Regions from separate parts of the Homo sapiens genome. Here region 2 is linked to region 1. Evidence: chromatin contacts called from ENCODE Hi-C or POLR2A ChIA-PET data. All regions are on one chromosome and are shown on one strand. Each heading gives the region's core, a stretch centred on a gene start or an enhancer-like site at or near the end of the contact. The rest is flanking DNA. Distances are from core to core; before and after follow the strand shown.

Region 1 (4,448 bases), core at 937-3,436:
AGTGGTTCCTCCACTGGCTGAGCAACACCCTGAATAAGTCACTCCACCTCCTGAGCCTCAGCTGCCTCATCTATAAAATGGGGACAGCCCCAGAAGGGCTTCCTGTGGATGAAAACAGCTTGTACAGGTGAAGCACACCACAGTGACTGGCAGACAGTTCCTCCACCCTTTCCAGCCTTTTCAGATGAGAGCTGAGTACAAGACTCCTGAGAAGCTTCAGGTGTCATGTGCTCCTCCTGGGGGACTGAGGCACTTTCCCATCACCTGGCGAGAATCGCTGCTTCCTGCCTTATACTTTGTCCTGAGTGCACACTCAGGAAACTTCAGCCCACTTTCAAAGTCCTCACCCACCACTGCCCTGGAGAAGTCGTTCTCCATCAAGGCCTGGGGCCAGGCCCACCTCCCCAAACAAGGAGTTTTCAGCCAAAGTTACTGGACAAATCCGAAGGCCTTAAAAGTGGCATTGCCCATGTTTTTAATCAGCATACAGGAAGGCATCAAAAGAAAGCTTAACCCATCTCAACTACTCACCCTCGTTCAGCAGCAACATCCCTTGACTAAACAAGGAACCATGGTCCTCAAAACACTTTGAGGCCCAAAGTCCACATACAAACATGCTCCAAAAATCCCTTGATCCTGTCAGGAAGAAGTTCTCTGGCCCTTCCAACCTAAGTGCTGGGCCTGTCCTGCAGAAGGGTCAAGTGGCAGGAGGGCAGGTCTATCTGTGGGGGCCTATGTGAAACCCCAGGTTCCTCAAAAGTCTGGATAGCATCTGCCTTCTTTACCAAAACAAACACCACGAGCGGAGCCAGCACTCTCCCTAGGCGTTCTGCTCACCTGATCCGAGGGACTTCCATAATCAGCAGTTCCAACCCTTGCAAGCTGACAGTTCAGAGGGAAGGGGAGGCTGCGCCTGCTTGGGTGCATCGTGTCCAGGCCATATGCTGGATCCAGGGCCTGGTGGCCCCCCAAGGCCACGGCCTCACAAGGGCGATTGTGCGTTCATCCTTGTCCTGTGGGCCACCCATCCTCGCCCCTCGGCTCCCACTCAGGCCCGGGCGCCGTGGACCCCGGCCTGCCCTGCAGAATGCTTCGCACGCACAGCACCCACGGCGGCAGCCTCGAGAAGGGCCCGCAGAGCAGCGCGCTGCCTTCTGGGCACACCGATGCCCGCCCTTCCCTCGCTGGCTCCTAGGCGGCCTCCCTAGAAGCGGCAACTGAGAAGGCACAGCACCGGGACCACCCCATCCCTGATGGAGAGCTCCCCTCGCTCCCCAAAGGCTGCAAAGAAGGCGCGCCCCAGGTACAGGGAAGGGGACCCTGGGTCGTGCACCAGGCAGGGGGCAGGACCCTGATGAGAGGCTCAGGGCGGGGACCGAGCGGGGCTGACGCAGGTTACGCTAGGAGTGGCGAAAAGTCCAGGGAAGGGGATCATGGTGGGGAGGGGGCAGTGAGGTCCAGACGGGGGCCATGGGCGGAGAAGAGGAGGTCCAGATTTAAGTTCACAGAGAGAAGAGGAGATTCAGGCTGAGGCCACGGAGAAGAGGGGAAGCAAACCTAGGCCGCTGCAGAAGGGGCTGACCGGGGTCCAGCCTGAGGCCATGGAGAAGGCAAAGGGGGAGGGACAGAGGGAGGCAGCGGCCTAGCCTGGGCCATGGCAGGGAGAAACGACGGCCTAGCCTGGGCCGGAGAGACGGGGGAAAGCAGACCTAGCCCTAGACCGGGGGAGGAAGGGGGCCCACGCCAGGGTCACCGAGGGGGTGCCTGGCTGGGGACACGGTTCGGGAGGGAGGGTCTAGCCTGGGCTATGGGAGAGACCAGCCTGAACACAGAGGTAGTGAGTGGGACTCCAGCTTGCGCCAAGGGCGGGGGCTGGGAGCGGGGGCAGGGTCACTGCCACCCAAGTCGTCCGCGCCGGCGGCACCCTCCTGGGCGGGGAGGGACCGGGTCCACCCAGGGTCCGGGACCCCGCCCCTCCCCCACCCCGGGAAGCCACCCGTCCCAGGCCAGGGATGGGCAGGGGGAGGGGGACGCGAGCTCCGGAGGGGCCCCCGGGCCGGGGAGGGGGCCGTGCGGCCTTTACCATGGTGGCGGCGGCGGCGGCGGTCCCGGTCCCGGCGTCAGTGGCTCTCCCCCCCGCAGCAGGGCCCGGCGCTTCCACTTCCCCGGGTGCCCAGGAGTGAACATCCGGGTCAGCACCCCCCTCCCCCCGCGCCGGGCCGCCGCCACCTTCCTTCCCCGCCCCGGCCCGGCCCGGGCCCGCCCCCCACGCCGCCAGCTCGCGGCCAATGAGCGCGCGGGGCTGCGGCGATCGCCAAGTATGGAGAGCGGCGCGAGAGGCGGGCGCCGACGGGGTGCGGGGGCGGGGCCTGCGAGGCGGGGCGGGGCGCGGCGCTGCGCGGCGCGGCTGCCGGGAGTCCCCGGCACGGGTTGCGGGCCGGGGCGGAAAGGTCTCCTGGCTGTCTGAGGTCCAGTCCCCGACTCTGGGCCTGCAGCAGCGAGTGGCGGCGAGGGAACCGCACCCCACAGTCCCCGCGGGCGGGGATGCGGAAGGCACCGCGGCTGGGAGGGGACCGGCCCTCCGCGCCCCACCCCGTGCACGCGCTCACTCCTGCGGCGCACCCGGAACTGCCGCCGAGCGCGGACCGGCCCGGCCCAGCCCAACCCAGCCCAACCCAGCACTGGGGGAGCGCGCCGGGAGCGGGGCAGGAGCCCAGCGCTGCCGCTCGCTACGGCAGGATCTGGAGCGCCGCGCTGCACCTGAGCCCGGGCACGAATTGAGGAGCCTCGGGCTGACGCCATTTATTCAGCACCTACTATGTGCCAGGCCTTGTTTAGGCACCGGAAGATAACAGATAAGACATAAAGATCCCTGCCGGTATAGCTGCAGACAGAATATCTGTGAGGATGACACAGGTAGAGATTAGAAAATTAAGTTCAACAGGTCGGCCGCGGTGGCTCACGCCTGTAATCCCAGCACTTTGGAAGGCCGAGGCGGGCCAAGGTCAAGAGATCGAGACCATCCTGGCCAACATGGTGAAACCCCGTTTCTACTAAAAATACAAAAATTAGCTGGGCGTGGTGGTTCGCTCCTATAGTCCCAGCTACTCGGGAGGCTGAGGCAGGAGAATCGTTTGAACCCGGGGGCAGAGGTTGCAGTGAGCCAAGATCGCGCCACTGCACCCCAGCCTGGCGACAGAGCAAGACTCTGTCTCAAAAGAAAAAAAATTAAGTTCAACAAATGCTAGCTGTTATGAGTACTGTTGAATGTGCTACAGAGAACCATTCCATTAGCCCAGAAGGGCTTCCTCGCTCCACAAAGTGACTCAAGTTTCTCTCTCCCAATCTCTCTCTCTCTCTCTCAATCAAATATTTGTTAAGCTTAGTCTAGGTAGCAGGAGAGATCTGGATTGCTAACAATATCTGCCTCCGTGGCCTGTTTGCTTTGGTTAAATCAAATTAGGCGATCTGTGAGGGGATGGTAAACTGCACAGATGACAGGAATTGTTTCCCTGAGCCAGGCCCTGTCCTCAGGGAGCTCATAGACAAGTCGAAGCTTTCACAGGTAGCCACTGGCAGAAAAAGCATACGGGTAAGTCTCGCAAGAATGGTATTGGATGAGTATTACAGAAATTCAAGGAAGAGAATGGCACACGCAGTAGATACTTATTGAGCATCTGCTATGTGCCAAGCACTGTGCTAGGCTCTGGAAATAGAGCAATGAGCAAAATAACCCACATGGTTGTGGAGCTTGAGTGTTGTCAGGGAGACAGTCGGCCACCAGGCAAATACAGTGTCCAAGGCCAGGCACAGTGGCTCACGCCTGTAATCTCAGCACTTTGGGAGGCCGAGGTGGGCAATCGCTTGAAGTCAGGAGTTCCAGATCAGCCTGGCTAACATGGCGAAACCCCGTCTACTAAAAATACACAAAGTTAGCCGAGGCCGGGCGCAGTGGCTCACGCCTGTAATCCTAGCACTTTGGGAGGCCGAGGTGGGCGGATCACGGGGTCAGGAGATCGAGACCATCTTGGCTAACACGGTGAAACTCCGTCTCTACTAAAAATAAAAAAATTAGCTGGGCGGGATGACGGGCGCCTGTAGTCCCAGCTACTCGGGAGGCTGAGGCAGGAGAATGGCGTGAACCCGGGAGGCGGAGCTTGCAGTGAGCCGAGATCGCGCCACTGCACTCCAGCCTGGGCGACAGAGAGAGACTTCGTCTCAAAAATAAAATAGTAATAATAATAATACAGTGTCGGGTAGTGATTAGAGATAATGAGAAAAATTCAAGCAAACAGGTAGGCAGGCAAGGCCTAACTTAGCAATATTTGATCATATAGCTGAAGGGAAGGAGGGAGCAAGCCGTGTGGATAGCAGAGGCACAAGGAGCAGCAAGGGTAAAAACCCTGAAGGTGACAGTGCTGCATCAGCACTGGTGTGTTTTCAAGGGC
Region 2 (4,448 bases), core at 1,015-3,514, 310 kb after region 1:
CGAGGTCAGGAGTTCAAGACCAGCCCAATATGGTGAAACCCCATCTCTACTAAAATACAAAAATCAGCCGGGCATGATGGTGGGCGCCTGTAGTTCCAGCTACTTGGAAGCCTGAGGCAGGAGAACCGCTTGAACCTGGGAGGCGGAGGTTGCAGTGAGCTGAAATTGCATCACTGCACTCCAGCCTGGGTGACAGAGTGAGACTCTGTCAAAAAAAAAAAAAGAGAGAAGAAAGAAAGAGAGAGAGAGAGGGAGGGAGAGAGGGAGGGAGGGAGGGAGAGAGAGAGAAAGAGAGAGAAAGAGAGAGAAAAGAAAAGAAAAGAAAAGAAAAGAAAAGAAAAGAAAAGAAAAGAAAAGAAAAGAAAAGGAGAAAGAAGAAAATGGGAAGCCAGAGCGGGGTTTTAGGCAGAGGGTGGTACCATGATATCAGGGCAGCTTGAAGCGGAGGTCGGCTAAATGGAAAGTGGATTGGATTTCACTCTCACCCCTTCTGCCTGCTGTCACACGTTCCAGAGAGCCAGTTCCCCACTCCTCATCAGCAGCCCCGGTTTATAATGTACAACACTGTTTACAAAACACACAGGCCAAAAGAGAACACAATGAGAAACCACCCACTGACATTTCTTAGGTCCCACGTTAGCCAGCCCTGGTGGCTGATCAGCCTTTGTAGCCCAGTGGTACCAGAGTAGAGAGAGATGGTTTGAGCCTTATGAGGAACTCTCCAGACCCCAGCTTTTGTGGGAGCTACATGCTGAGCTATGACAACCTAATCGATGAACTCCTCCTGTCCAACTCCTCCTTGGGCCTTAGGACTAAAAAGTATAAAGTCTCCCAAAGTGTCAGATACTGCACTGGGCCTTTTGTGGCTTCAGCTCCTTTAATTTTCACAACAACCTTGGAGACAGGTCATTTAACTTGCCTGATCCCACTCAGTTACAAAGCTGCAAAGCTAGCACCTGAGCCCATCTCTGTCTGATGCTGCACACGAGGGCTTGAGGCCACTCTAATACCGATCTCTTCTGCTGTCTTCATGTACTTCACAGTTGGGGAAATGCCAGTGGTCTCCCCTGTGCCCAGCCCTCCCTCCCCAGGCTGAAGGGCAGGGCTTTATTCCACCCTCTGGAGTGTACTTCCTGAGGGCAGCGCTCCTTTTTGTTCACTGCTGTATCCTCGTTGCCTAAACAATGCACACAGTAGGTGCTCAACAAATATTTGGTGAATGAACAAATGGATGTTCCCAAAGCTTAAAAGAGTGTCATATTTTCTGCAATGAACACTGAGTTAGGAAAAAGGGGGCTCATGTGCTGACTCCTACTTCGAGTTAGGTAGTAGTCTGGGATTCTAGCCTGGCCCTGCTCCTAATTCCCAGTGCAACCCCAGGGAAGGGCCAGGCAGCCTGGTCAGGGCAAAGGCATTGTGGAGGCCAACTCTGTGCGAAGCACTGGGTCAGGCTCTCCAGGCAGGTAGCCCAGGTTTTTATCTCTTGCTTCCTAGCTGTGTGGTCTTGGGGAAGTTACCTCACCTCTCTGAGCCTCAGTTTACCCAGCTGTAAAATCCACTCAAAAGTCAGCAGCAGTAATTCTTCCCTCCTGTAACTTCAGGCATGGGCACCAGAAGACATGGCCTCCTTGTAACATGAGGAGCCTGGTTTTTCTCCAGAGGCTCCCCAAGCCCTCCTGGAATTCTCTGTTTGAGAGTCTGCGGGGGGACAGGGAGACAGGAGGCGGGGGAGTCCTAGAGGCCTTCCTGACGGGGGCGTGGAGGGGCCACGTGGGGCAAGGGGAAGCACAGGGACCTCTTGTGACCTTGGGCAAGCCCCCTTCCTCTCTGACCTTGACCAGCGTCCTCATTTGTCAAGGGAGCGGCTGGGTGACCTCTAAGAACTCGGAGGCCGAGGCCGGAGTCGCCCGAGTGCTCCGCCCAGCCTCAGTTTCCCCCTCTGCCTCCCCAAGATTTCTAAAAGCACTTCCGGCTCTGAAAACAAACCAACCACCAGCAGGCGGCCTGGGCTTAGGGCAGGCAGCGCCAGGGAGCGCGCGGCCGCTTCCTGGTGGGTCCAGTGTCCCCGGGGTGGAGGGCGGGGCGCAGGGCAAAGGGCCCCGGGGCTGGGCCGGGCTCCGAGTGCCCCGCGTGGGGCCGGCGGGGAGTGGCCCAGCGAGGTGCGCGCCACCGTGGCCTGGCGGCTCCTCCGGGGCCCCCTTACCTGGAGGCGGCTGCGAAGGCAAAGGCGGAGGCGGCAAAACCGGCGAGCGGCTCCTCCCGCCCGGCCCGGCCCGGCCCCTCCCCTCCCCGCCGCGTCCCGGCCCCGGTCCCGGCCCGTCCCGCCGCCTGCCCCGAGCGCGCCTGGTCGCCACCGGCCGGGCGGAGCACTTAGGGAGCGCGGCGCGGGGGCGCGGGGCCTTCCAGGCTCTGACTCGCCAGCTGCGGGTCCCGACCTGGCTCGTCCCACCTCTGCCCCACCTCCACCACCCATCGCGACAGGGGTGCCGGCCTCTGCAGGTGACCGGCAAGCCCGCGGCGCCACATCTGTGTGTGGGTCCATTTACCCTCCAGGAAGCAGCGAGACAGCGCGGCGCGGGAGAAGGGCCCTGCAGGGTTGGACTTTGCAGAAACTGCCCGCGAAGGACTCGGCCCCGAGAGTGGCATGCCCCAAAGCCACATTTTGAAGACAAAGTCTTCAAAAATGTATAATGTAAACAAAGAACCAGCCGCAGAAACCGCCTTCCCGCACGTGTATGCAGCACTTTGTAGTTTGCAAAGTGTTCAGATATCTAAGTTCTTCCTGATTCTACTTTCATTTTCCCTAACGCTAAGTTTGGTCCTGTCTCAGGGCCTCTGCCTGGAGGCTCCCGTGCCTGGGACTCTCTGCCTTCAGACCTCCCTTTCCCCCAATCCATTTCCTGCTTTCCATTCTGGTCTCTTGGGATGGGATCTGAGAGTCTTCCCTGAGCACCCAGCACATTCAGTCATTGAACAAATTTACCGAGCACCTACTACGCGCCAGGTACAGTTCTTTTTTTTTTTTTTTTTTTTTTTTTGAGATAAGAGTCTCGCTCTGTCACCCAGGCTGGAGTGCACTGGCCCGATCTCAGCTCACTGCAACCTCCGCCTCCCGGATTTAAGCGATTCTCCTGCCTCAGGCTCCCTGGTAGCTGGTACTACAGGCGTGTGCTACCACACCCGGCTAATTTTTGTATTTTTAGTAGAGACGGGGTTTTGCTATGTTGGCCAGGCTGGTCTCGAACTCCTGACCTCTGGTGACCCACCCGCCTCGGCCTCCCAAAGTGCTGGGATTACAGGCGTGAGCCACCGCGCAGCCCCAACTAGACTTTAAAAGCCCTGGAGGTGGGCGGGTTTAGGCTGCCTTGCTCTCCGCTGTGTGCCCAGCCCCAGGGACTGTGCCTAGCACTTGCAGGTGCTCAAAAGAAGCACTTAATGAATGGATCTCTTTCCCCTAGCAACCCTGTGAAATTTCATCACACCCACTCTGAAGGAGAGGAAACCGAGGCTCAGGTCCAGACAATGCAGAAGCCACAGAGCTAATGAGTGCCAGAGCTAGGGCATGAATCATCGTGGCCTCAGAAGCTGTTGCCCTTACTCCCAGTGAAGACAATCTAGGGTTATGGGAGGAAAAGGTACCGACGGGGGTCAGAGACCAGCATCCCAGCTCAGAGCCTGGGACTCACGCACCTGTGAAATGTTCCTTCCTTCATCTGCTCATCTCCCCACTGGCCAATCAGGACCAAGAAGGGCAGCTCTACCCACCCATGAAGTTATTGTGAGGGTCAAATGGGTCAATCGTGTGCAGGCTTTAGGGGAATAAGGGGTTATATCTGAGCATGTGAGCTTTGTCAAGATTGAGAACTGCAGCCAGCCCTCCTCTTAATGTCTGGCAGCCCCTTCCAGCAGATCAGCTTTGTGGGACCAGGCACCACTCTGCACTCCCCTGCTTTGCCCTGTCTCTAATTTGATTAGAGACCTTGTGTTGAACACACTTGTCTTTGGGTATTGGACCCTGTTCAGCCATTGCCCGGCACCCAACCCTCACCCTAGTCGCCCCCACTGCACACAGTTCCTGATCCCATCATTGAGGCTATGGGTGGGAAAGATGGAGAAAATATGTTTACCCCTTTTGGTGTATGCTTTTGAGATTTTGTTAGGTTTGGTATTGGACATTGAAGAATTTTGTTTCCTCTAAGTAACTCTCCCCCAAAGGAATGTTTAGGGAGTTGTGGAAGGGGAAGCCTTCTAATGAACCATTGACTAATTCAACCAGGATGTGTGGAGTGGCTGGTGGGGTTCTAGATGTTGAGGGTATAGCAGGAGAATCAAAGTGTTTCCAGCAAAATCATGGAGCTTACATTCTGGTTTGGGGGATGGGTGGAGGGAGATGGACAAGAAACCAACTGATTTTATTTTACTTTATTATTATATTTTATTTTTTATTG

Evidence for each region. Hi-C counts contacts between places; a loop is a spot of excess contacts on that map. ChIA-PET counts read pairs that join two places held with the same protein, here RNA polymerase II (POLR2A). Pooled maps may share reads with other maps.
Region 2: a pooled map shows a loop between it and region 1 (7-fold over the local background). The contact joins the promoter of TMCO4 here to the promoter of CAPZB in region 1. A Hi-C loop is called at or near these places in 1 of 37 single-sample maps with no recorded cell type and 4 of 50 pooled maps. POLR2A ChIA-PET finds 5 or more read pairs at or near these places in 1 of 52 experiments (activated CD8-positive, alpha-beta memory T cell).

What each region holds. Positions count from the first base shown.
Region 1 is chr1:19,483,353-19,487,800 of GRCh38, forward strand. CAPZB (capping actin protein of muscle Z-line subunit beta) reads right to left here and starts at 2,187. Exons shown (of 9, transcript NM_004930.5): 1 at 2,084-2,187. The coding sequence starts at 2,086. It also overlaps a transcript of LOC105376819 not described here. RefSeq lists enhancers at 464-972, 973-1,480, 1,481-1,989, 4,023-4,448 and silencers at 1,894-2,003, 2,034-2,763.
Region 2 is chr1:19,797,652-19,802,099 of GRCh38, forward strand. It overlaps TMCO4 (transmembrane and coiled-coil domains 4), which reads right to left and starts at 2,265. Exons shown (of 16, transcript NM_181719.7): 1 at 2,204-2,265; 2 at 486-564. RefSeq lists a silencer at 2,010-2,509 and an enhancer at 2,433-2,933.